Regions from separate parts of the Mus musculus genome. Here region 2 is linked to region 1. A link is a contact called in ENCODE Hi-C or POLR2A ChIA-PET data. All regions are on one chromosome and are shown on one strand. The core of a region is the stretch at or near the end of the contact, and the rest is flanking DNA. Distances in the headings are between cores, read along the strand shown.

What was found. A loop is a pair of places that touch in the nucleus more often than their neighbours do. ChIA-PET counts read pairs that join two places held with the same protein, here RNA polymerase II (POLR2A).
Region 2: a map of gastrocnemius shows a loop between it and region 1 (13-fold over the local background). The contact joins the enhancer-like site here to the promoter of Gbe1 in region 1. A Hi-C loop is called at or near these places in 7 of 37 maps with a recorded cell type or tissue (T-helper 2 cell, adrenal gland, gastrocnemius and 1 more). POLR2A ChIA-PET finds 5 or more read pairs at or near these places in 1 of 5 experiments (Patski).

Annotation. Positions count from the first base shown.
Region 1 is chr16:70,309,922-70,315,402 of GRCm38, forward strand. It overlaps Gbe1 (glucan (1,4-alpha-), branching enzyme 1), which reads left to right and starts at 4,028. Exons shown (of 16, transcript NM_028803.4): 1 at 4,028-4,374. The coding sequence starts at 4,232.
Region 2 is chr16:70,348,650-70,354,023 of GRCm38, forward strand. The region is part of intron 1 of Gbe1 (glucan (1,4-alpha-), branching enzyme 1); the gene reads left to right. Among named protein-coding and RNA genes, the nearest start is that of Gbe1, 37 kb to the left of the region's middle. Within about 2 kb of position 3,506, at least 2 of the 3 ENCODE cell types and tissues checked have a DNase peak (open chromatin) inside an H3K27ac peak, as active enhancers do; they include gastrocnemius and heart, where a contact is called at or near this core.

The DNA of each region.
Region 1 (5,481 bases), core at 2,778-5,277:
TTTTTCTAGCTGCAGTACCTAAGGGGGAAAACTAGTAGGGGTCTAAACAATGAGAAAACTGTGCAGGAGAAAGTACATCTTGTCATATGGTGTACAATCATTTCTCAAGCATGTGCTATACACAGTTTTACTCTGCAAGAAAGTTTATTGGGAGTAAAGACCTCTCACCCACACCTGAACCTTTTTCAGCAGCCAAATGTGGCTGATGGAGAGGTAAAGGCCACGGTTTGGGCCCAGAGACTGCTCAATCTAGGAATCTGGCTTGAACTACAGGTCTAGCAGGTAAGAACACAGCCCTGCTTCGCCCTTTCCCTCCAGGCAGGTCCCCAGAATGCAAACCTGCCCTATCTGACTTTCCAGGGGTGGAGAAGTATAAACAGGGTCATTAAGGCAGTGCCCTAGGATGAGAAAGCACGGCAGCTCGTGGAGCATGATTGTTGATTATAATATTATATAATATTGTTGATTATAATAAGGTAGAACTATCCATGCTGCTGTCTCCAACATAGCCTTATGTATTTATATATTGTCCTTTTTCAGAAAGTGATTGATAAGAATGTTGAGGTCTTGTCATGCTGTATTGGGCATGTCTCATGCATTATTTTAGTATTTCCTTAGTTGTTAAATCCTAAGGCCAATGTGCAGTCTCTAGAAAAGGATGGAACTTCAGAGATAAAGTTCACCCTTTGTGAAAACATTTCCTTGTACAATGCTAGCCTTTGGGTTCCATGCAGCTTTGGAGAAGCATCTGGGAGGATAACAAAAGGTATAGAGCGCAAATAAGGGCAACCTGTGCAGGCAGAAAAAGCCTCCCAACTAGAAAAGTATCAAATAAAATCAGAGCGCCAGAGATTGGCTATCCCTGTTGGCTAGAGACATCTTAGGATTGGCAAACCGAAAGGGTCCTTGCAATGTTGTACGCTGCATGTTGAAACTAGACAGGAAGTTCTTATTGCTGAAGACACCACATAGTTGTTGTATGACTTGGAGAAATCAGCCTGAGGCTAGGCTATAGTCCCTCCCACCCCCAGTCATTTGTAGTGCCAGAAGGCAGGAGATAGTTACTGGAAAAAACAAAAAACAAAAAAAAAACAACTGTCTTTAATATTTTTAGGCTAGACCTTGCATGCCATGCTACCAGCACACTGGTGTCATAAGGGCAGGACTGATGGGTGCAAGCACCTGTTTTCCTACTGAACTTGAGACTTACTTCCTAAGAAGGAACGGATCTGGTAATATAAACAAGGGCAAAGCCAGTGGCTGGGGAGGTGACAAGGGTTAGGATGGGCAGTAACTGAAACGATTTCTGTTCATCTACATCATCAAGTTTGTGGTGCTCTACTGCAGCACCTCTGCAAAGCTTTAAAAAAAAATCTAAATCACTTCTGCATTCCTTGGGCATTTATCATGAATTCCACATCTTCACTCCATCATCCTCTCAATCTTAGTTCATCACCTTCTCTCTTTGGTATCACTGCTGTCTCCTAATTCTCTACTTTCTGTTCTTCCGAACCATTTGGATGAGAGAGGTTTTTTTTTTTTTTTTTTCATTTTAAATAGTTCAAATGTTTTGTATTTGTTTGCTTTACATCTCAATACCAACCTCCATTTCTCCCAGTACCCTCTCACACAGACCCTCCTCCCTTCCTCCTCGGAGAAAGGGGAGCCTGTATCCTGGGTATCACCCTCCACCCTGGCTCATCAAGTCACTGCAGGATTGGATGCATCCTTGGGGAGGGTATTTCAGACCCTCAGTTTTCTCCTCAAATCCCTCTAACTGTAGATCTGCGAGAGCAAACAGGTCCTCGGCACTTGCTCCGTTCCTGGTACTCTGCTTCTCTGGACACCACTGAGGCTAGTTTCCTCTCCCTCCTTCCCTGTATTCCTCTCTGTCCTGAATACCTCAATTCCCCATTTCAGAAACACTTTGCCTAGACGGCTATTCCTCCATGGCTGTGTCTTATTGCGGTACAACCTAAATGCCAGCAGCAAATGGGATTGCTTGGGCACCAGAAATAAAAGAGGCGCATTTGATCAATAATAATAATTCCAGTGTTCCAGCTCCACCCGAAATGGACTTATGTGATAATTACGACAGTGGAACTTAAAATCCCATTTAGCTGTGCTATGTGGGCAAGAGGCTGGTGTATGAAAGTTGAGGTAAACTGGGTTCCTGCTCTTATAAAGCTTGCCTTTTAAAGATTAACAAAGAGCTTACATTGTGTTTACTGTAGCATAGAAGAGAATGGGGCTTTTAAGACCAGAGATCTCAATGATGGCTGGAAAGAAAGTAGCCACAGAGAAGCTAAGGAAGAGAATTCCCAAAAAGAGTAGCAATTGCAGTGCTCACAGAATTCTGTCAGATCCTGAAAGGGCCATGCCACTACAGTACAAGGGAACTGGATAGTGAAGGTAGTGACTACAGGTTGTTTAAGTGTTTTAAGGAAAGCCACGTTTATATTTCACACTTAAGTGAAACGTCATGCCATTTAAATTTTTACTGAGATTATTTGATGTGTACTATAGAGTTTAGCTATTCTAATTATGTAAAACTGGCAGCATCAGTATCTCTTGAACGTAGTTAAAAATATATTCTGGTACATGGACCCCAAACTCAGAATGCACATTTTCACTAGGTGACTCATATCAAGGTCACATTGGGAAATACTGGTACAGGGAGTGGGTAAAAATGGTAATTTATGGGTGATTATCAGTCTGTATAAAAGTGATAAAAGCTGATTTTAGGTAGTGTTTATTCAGGAAAACTTTATTTTTATTTTCTCACCCCTTCCCTTTTCCCTTCCTAATCAGTGCTTTGGTTTTACCTTAACAGGTGAACGCTTATGCTATGAAGAAGATAGTTGGTTCAGGTTTCTTAGTCAGCCAAGTGGAAATTTCAGTGTGAAGTGATGAAAATTTAGAGTTATGAAAGTAAAAAATGAAGTTACAGAATTGGGTGTCTACTAGGTACTTTATTTCTGGGTTCAAGCCCCCCCCCATTTGTAGATATATATATACCTTTATCTAAGACCTTTAGCTATTCACATCGAAGTGAATATTTTTCTTTCTTAAGTTCATCACAAACCCTGTTTTAAATGTTTATATCCCAAGGCTGGTCAATACTGTTCCTTCTTCCTAGACGCTAAGATTTTACTACACTTGATCTTAGCCAAAAGGCCGAGAAGCGATAGGATTTTACATTTCCAGATTTCAACTGAGAAAATTATACTCAAGCCTGTCCAGTTTTGAGGTGCAAAGTAACTTGCAGCCTCCTGAGTAGCAGCGTCCATTTCTCCTTGTGTCAAAATCTGTATTCTTAAAAAAAAATTTTTTTGTATGTCTGTGTATCAGTATATATGTGGCAGGGTGGAAAATATTTGAAAGTTGGTTTCCTCTTTCCAGACCGTGGGTTCTGGGAATATAATTCCAGTTATATGCCTTGTGGCAAGCACTTTTTACCTAGTGAGCCATCATGGCATCAAGCCCCCATTCTGTATTCTTGCAAAGGAACCACTGGACAGAAAGGACACAGGGTAGTTATACTTGGGAGCTTGGCCAGAAAAGTTTTTGCTTCATCACTGTGATTAAGCAGGAGAGTGCAGTCCACTTTAATGATGTTCTCCCAGTCATGTCTCATCAAAGACAGTTTGGTTGGTGAAACACAAATGCCTGATTTCAGTACAGGGAACCAGGAAAGTTCTTGTTCTTACTGTGACTTCAGGGACCTGGCTGGCTATCCATGCTTATCTATGCAAAAATCTTTAAAGACTCTCTTGGTTAAACTCTTGAGACACATTAAGGTTAGGGCCGTAGGGTTGTTAAATGACATTAAGATTCTAAATAGTTTCGCGTTGTCGACTTTTAACCGTGGTCCAGGTGAATTTCCCACTTTTTGAAAACCATCGCCCTAGGAAAAACAAAACTCAGAAATGAGAGCAGGTGTTTGAGGAGAGGTGACCACCGGGCAGGAAGGGGAAGGGACAGGGACTGGTGAGACCCGCCTCCCGGTGGCCAGCCAGCACAGTTCAGGGCTCCAGGGGCCGGCCCCGTGAGTGGGCGGGGGCCCGCGCTGAGGACGTGTGTCCCGGGCTCACCCTGGCCCGCTCCGCCGCTATAAAGGGCAAGTCCCCGGCGGCTCGCCTAGGCTCGCCCGGCTCCGCCCTGCCGCTCGCACTCCACTCGGCCCACTCGACCCTCTCGGGCCTCGGCTACTCGGGCTGCTGCGGCGAAGATGGCGGCGCCGGCGGCTCCTGCGGCAGGGGAAACGGGCCCCGATGCTCGTCTGGAGGCCGCCTTGGCCGACGTGCCGGAGCTGGCCCGACTCCTGGAGATTGACCCGTACCTGAAGCCCTTCGCCGCGGACTTCCAGCGCAGGTACCCGGGGGAACCCCTCCACCGCCCTCCGCCTGCGGCCGGCCTTCCCGCGTGCGCGCGCGCGCCGCCCGACTCCCCCCTCTCCGCGCGGCCCCGCCCCCTCGCACGCCAATCATGCGGTGGGCGTGGCTCCGGCTTCCCGGGGGAGTTCCTGAACTTTTCTGCTGCACGTCCGCCCCGTGCTCGCTCACTTGCTCGCAGTCCCTGGCCGCGCGTCCTCCCCTACGTGCTGGGACAGGCAGCGCTGCAGCCACGCAGCGGCTTCCGGGACTCACAGGCCACCCCCCTCTGGTCCTGGGAGTTGCAGTGGTCGTGACCCAGGGCGTGTGTGATTTTGCTTTTCCAACTTTGTAGTCTACTTCCGAGCAGCGTTTGTGCAGTCTTTCAGGCAGTCTTTCAACATCTTGCACCCTCCTGTTTGCTCTTGTGAGTTCATTAATCTGCGTTTCACTTTAATCGTTGGTCAGATCTCTTCTCCCTTAAACCAACATCGAAGAGCGACCTTTGCGGGTGTTTGACCTTAGCTTCCAGGAGAGTTAACAGGGCATGGATGGCTTAACTTGCAGAGCCCAATTCAAAAAGTATAACTCCTCTCCCACCAGGCTTCCCACTTATCAGAAATTTATAATTGCAATCTGCTCAGGTTAAGATTGAAAATTAAAGTAGCTAGTATATAAATTAGAGTAGTTATGAGTCGATTGCAAGTATTTTGCTGCAGTCATATTTGTCATACTAGTTTCTTCTTTAAAGCCTAGATACTACAAAAATCAAAACTACCTTGGCACCAGTCAATTTGTCATATTTGTCATACTAGTTTCTTCTTTAAAGCCTAGATACTACAAAAATCAAAACTACCTTGGCACCAGTCGATAGACTCTTTTTTAATCATAGAAAACATAGAACTAGTTGGTGGCATTGGTGATTATGAACATGGGTTGATGTGACTTGAAAACACAAAGACCCTTAAAGCTCAACGACCTAGCTTTGTCATGTTATTAAATGTATTCACTTAAGTCACTTTCTAGAAAACCAATATTCTCAGATTCTAAAACAGTAGGCATTATAAACTGCTCATTCCAGAGTTTACATATCCTAATACAGGAACCC
Region 2 (5,374 bases), core at 2,256-4,755, 38 kb after region 1:
TCCAAGGTCTATAGTTCCTGCTTCTAGCTTCCTGTCTTGTGCTGTTGTCATGGCTTCCCTGGATAATGAGCTGTAACTTCTAAGATGACTGATGGATGTCTTTTACTTCTCTGATTGGTTTCTGGTCGTGGTGTTTATCTCTGCTGCAGAAATCATTTTAGAAGATCAATAAAGAATTTAGAATATTAAATGATTGTACTGTTTTGCAAGACTGGCCTTAGCTTTTTGTGAACCTAACCTTGGGAAGGTTGACCTCCAGTTGTGGGTAGGTTATAGGAATTCTAGTTTTGTTATTAATAGGGTATAGTATTAATTGCCAGTATTACTCTGAGTTTTGTCAGTATACTTTGGAAACACAATGGTAGGAAATTCTTGCCCATGAGTAACAGGTATTCTTGCTGTATTTATAACTCTATCTTACTGATGTTAAAAAGACTACTGAATTATTAATCATGGCCTTTTTAAGGAGCAAATTTGGTACTACATGAATGGAATTTAATTTGGAGTTTTTTTCCAAATCTGTGTCTAGTATAGGGTCTTTGTTTTAGTTGGTAATTTATTATAGGCACTCTTGGTAATATGGTAAATCAAATTTATAAATGTTATTCTCTATCCACATTGTGTTATCAACTGTGAAAGAATGTTTCCTGACAACATTGCAGTACTTATTCTTAATCCCAACTTGGGTATAAATTGAAAGCAGGGTATGTGTTTTGGGAGACATACGTACGGGCCACTCCTTACCTGTGCTTTCAAGGCTATTACATTTGTACTGTATTAGGTCATTAGTTGTCTAATGAAATTATTGAGGTGTATATCCGTGACATATGAATTGGCGATACAATGTGGTTTTTATAGATATATGTGTAAAGCTTGGAATTTTATCTCTCTCTTTTTTTTAAGATTTACTTATTTATTAGATGAAAGAACACTGTAGCTGTCTTCAGACACCCCAGAAGAGGGAGTCAGATCTCATTATGAATGATTGTGAGACATCATGTGGTTGCTGGGATTTGAACTCGGGACCTTCAGAAGAGCAGCCAGTGTTCTTAACCACTGAGCCATCTCTCTAGCCTGAAATTTTATCTCTTAAAAGAATTCTTGCTATATATATATATTTAGTGAGTGAATGAATATGAATGCTGTTCAATATCTATAGTTTTGAAGTAGACAGGATTTTGAAGCTTTCACCTCCCATTGTAAAGGTAAAAAACAGTTTTTCGATAGACCTTTGCTGTTTCATAATATGTTCTAAAAGATGTGTTTTCACATTGGATGTCAATGTATCTGTATCAAAATATATCTCTTGGCATTTTTGATGTTATAATAATAATAAGATGTGTCTGTGCTATTATCAAATTGAAAATTGGTACACTGATACTATTTCTAAAAAAAAAAAAAATCCTCAGGCCTTGGGGGGGGCGCGGGGAGGGGCTGGAGCTGGAAAATCTCCAAAGTTCAAACCGATAACTGACTGATTATAGCTTAGTAAATTCTTGAGTAAGGTTGGATAAGTGCCAGTATGCACAGAAGTTCTGATGACACGGGAAGGAAGTTACTGTTTGTTGGTTTTATTCTCCTGAACAAGAGGTCGAGACACTCTGTTAGAGTGCTATACAGGGCTAAGTATAGCTCCGGGTTTGTTGACTATCAAAACAGTGTTCTAAACTGGGCGTGGTGGTGCACACCTTTAATCCCAGCACTCAGAGGCAGAGGCAGGCGAATTTCTGAGTTTGAGGCCAGCCTGGTCTACAGAGTGAGTTCCAGGACAGCCAGGGCTACACAGAGAAACCCTGTCTCGAAAAACACCAAACCAAACCAAACCAAACCAAACCAAACCAAACCAAACCAACCAACCAACCAAACAAAAAACCAACCCAAAAACCAATTCAAAACAAAACAGTGTTCTAGCTATACACTAAATGATTACAAAAGCAGTGTGCCCCCCTTACAGTGTGATTCAGACTTATTACGGTATCCCCTCCCAATATAAAGTTCATGGGTAATTAAAGGCGTCACCAGTGTGGCAACCATACTTTGTGGCTTTTTTTTTTTTAATTATTAACCATAGTTAATAGTGCATGCTCATGTTTTTCGGGTGATATTCATGGTGATTTTTTTGTTGATCATATATATGTGTATGTATATATATATATATATATATATATATATGTATATATATATATATACATATATATATATATATGTATATATATATATATATATCACTCTTGTAGCAGATTTTTTTCTTCATTCAATTTATTGAAACATTTAACCATATTAATTGAGTAATTCTTTACAGGTTAAGTCAAAAAACCATAAACTATAGAACTTGATATTACAAACTATAGTTTTTCTGGAGGCAAAGATCCCATATTTACTTCAGTTTCATCAACCTACTAAGAACTTGAGGAGCTTGGCTCAAACCGCTTACCTTCCTTAGTTTCCCCAGTATCCCTGCCCTATCCTGCTTCATCCTCAAGCTCAATAAAGTGACATGGGTGGTTCCCGACAACAGTGCCTGGGCTACAGTGATGGCTCTGGAAAGTGTCCATTCATAAAACATTGGGGTAGTTATCTTTTCCATTCATAGAATATTCTTATTCTTTTATTTACTATTCCTTTTACATTCTCTCTTTTATATATTTATAAAACAGTATTTATAAGACTGTGTACACACACACATACACACACATGTGTGTGTGTGTGTATGTGTGTGTGTTTGTGTGTGTGTGTTATATTCCAGTTGTCTTGGGATACATGTTTACTCTCTTGGTTGGATCAATGTGTTATACAACTAAGAATTAAAGAAACTCGGAGTATGGATTATGCACTGTTAGACCTGCATGTGGTGTTTCAATTTTAAGAAAGAGAAGCCCCCAACCTTCATGTTGATTTTCCTTAAGGTCATATGGCAGGTGTTATGCCTAGGCTATGTGTCATTTGAGTCATTAAAATGTCTCTGTTTTTGTCTTCTATGAGGCGTATAAAGTTTTTGACAGCATTTAAGTAATGTGCCATTCCTATCAAAAGACAGAAAACTATGCACGATTGTTTTTAATCTTTTTATTGGTCCAGCTAAATTCACCATAGGACCAAGATTGGGGCAGGGCTGTGGGAGCTTCGAATTGCTTCTCACCAAGTTGGATGGCCAAGAACTCTCAGGGGCACCACAGACAGTGGTCTGCTGAGTAGAGGGAGGGATCCAGGGCTTCAGAGTCCAGTGCATATAGCTGGTTTTCCCGTTGGATTTCCAAACAAGGAAACCTGAACACAGGCGAGCACACTGCCGTTTGAGCCAAGACTGTTGAAACATGAAGTCAGAATTCTTTGTAGGAATCAGTAGCCTAAAACCATGGTTGCTCATGTTTCAGATTACACAAGAGAAAATAAACGGAAAGGTCAGTTGAACAGTTACAGCTCTGCCCTTTTCCGCGGTAATCAGCTGAGCATGTAGCAGAGACGTGAACAGGAGCGTGACTCGAAGGAGGGGCTGGGAGAGAGGCTGGCAGCTTCTGCTTGCAACAATGGCTGGTGCTCCCAGGTCTGACCAGATGGGCCATCTCCCAGGGTTTACCTTCAGTAATTCTGATTTATTGCAGTCAGAGGATTTTTTTTTTTTCTAGCTAGGCAATCATGTTTTCACTTTGCCAGAAGACCCCAAGAATTTTAATATTGACCATTAATCATATCTTAGAAAACTGCAAGGACAATACATTATTAATTTGCTCACGGCCATGAGACAAGGCACAGTGATTAAAATTAATTTCTACCTACGTTTTGTTAATTTATTATAATTAATTAATCCGTTTAGAAGTCAAAATATGTTTACATTAATGGCTATATAGTAGGTGTTTTCCTGTGTTTCTTCAACCATATAGCATTTATATTCAGTAAGCAGAATTCTAACAATAAATATTTTATAATGAAAAGAAGTGAGTTCTATATGACTTTTTAAAGTAATATCAAGTGGACCTTCTTTAGTAATTATGAATTAAATATGAGTATTTCACTAAAACATGGAGATTTTAGACCTGGAAGGATTTCAGCAGTGGTCTCTAGCTTTTCCTCATGTATGGCTGTGTGCCAGAATTAGGAAAGAATGTTTTACAAACAGCAGCCACTATTTAGTCTCAGGACACTAAGAACAAACAGTTCTCCCCGTTAAAGGGCAAGAGTTTTTGATGGACTTCCGTTTCCTTCTTCCTCCTAAAAATTTTAAATAATTTTGGAATAAGCAAGAGACCATTTTTAAAATGAAGTTTGACTGTGTGGTAACTATGAAAAATTGTTAATGAAATAGCATACGTTTCATAATATCAGAAAGGAAGAAGTTAACTCGTTGTGGTCTTGTGCATTTTATTTATTTTATTTGTGTGTGTGTGTATGTGTGTGTGTGTGTGTGTGAGAGAGAGAGAGAGAGAGAGAGAGAGAGAGAGAGAGAGAGAGAAGAAGGAGGAGGAGGAGGAGGAGGAGGAGGAGGAGGAGGAGGAGGAGGAGGGGGAGGAGAGACAGTAGACAGAGAGGGACAGAGACAGGGAGAGAACCCACGTGCCACAGGCATGTGCATGAGTGCCAGCAGACAGAACATGAGGTCAGAGGCCAACTCTTGGGAATCTGTTCTCTCCTGCCACCCTGTGGGATTCCAGAATCAAACATAGCTTAAGGCTGGCCAGTAACTGTTCTCACTGACTGAGCCATCTCACGTCCCTGAGTAGGAGTTGTTAAAAGTTATATTTTGGAATATAACATTGTTTTGTAATTGAATTAATGTTTAGATTTTGTAAAGCTAAAATCAGTATCATAGAATTGTTTCAGATTTTTGTGATTTCACCTTTTTTTCTGCTTCTTTTTTTTTAAAAAAAAAATTTTATATTGGTTTTCAATGCAAGGTCTCTCTACATATCTACATATCCTCCTGAATGCTGGGATTAAAGGGATGGACTACCACACCTGGCTCTGGCTTTCTGCTTCTTTTAAATATCTTTCTCTTCTCTTCTCTTCTCTTCTCTTCTCTTCTCTTCTCTTCTCTTCTCTTCTCTTCTCTTCTCTTCTCTTCTTTCTCCCTCCCTCCCTCCCTTCCCTCCTCCTTCCCTTTCTTTCTTTCTTTCTTTCTTTCTTTCTTTCTTTCTTTCTTTCTTTCTTTCTTTCTTTCTTTCTTTCTTTCTTCCTTCCTTCCTTCCTTCCTTCCTTCCTTCCTTCCTTCCTTCCTTTCTTTCTTTTTGCCCTTTTTCTTGAAGGAAAATAGGAAATACCACAGAGGGATCTGCAGATGATCTTGTATAGTCAGTAAATTTTATCTTGGATCTTAATATAGAATTGTTTTTTCTGTATTAACTTCAAATGTAGCAATCTTCTTGAATATGATTATCAC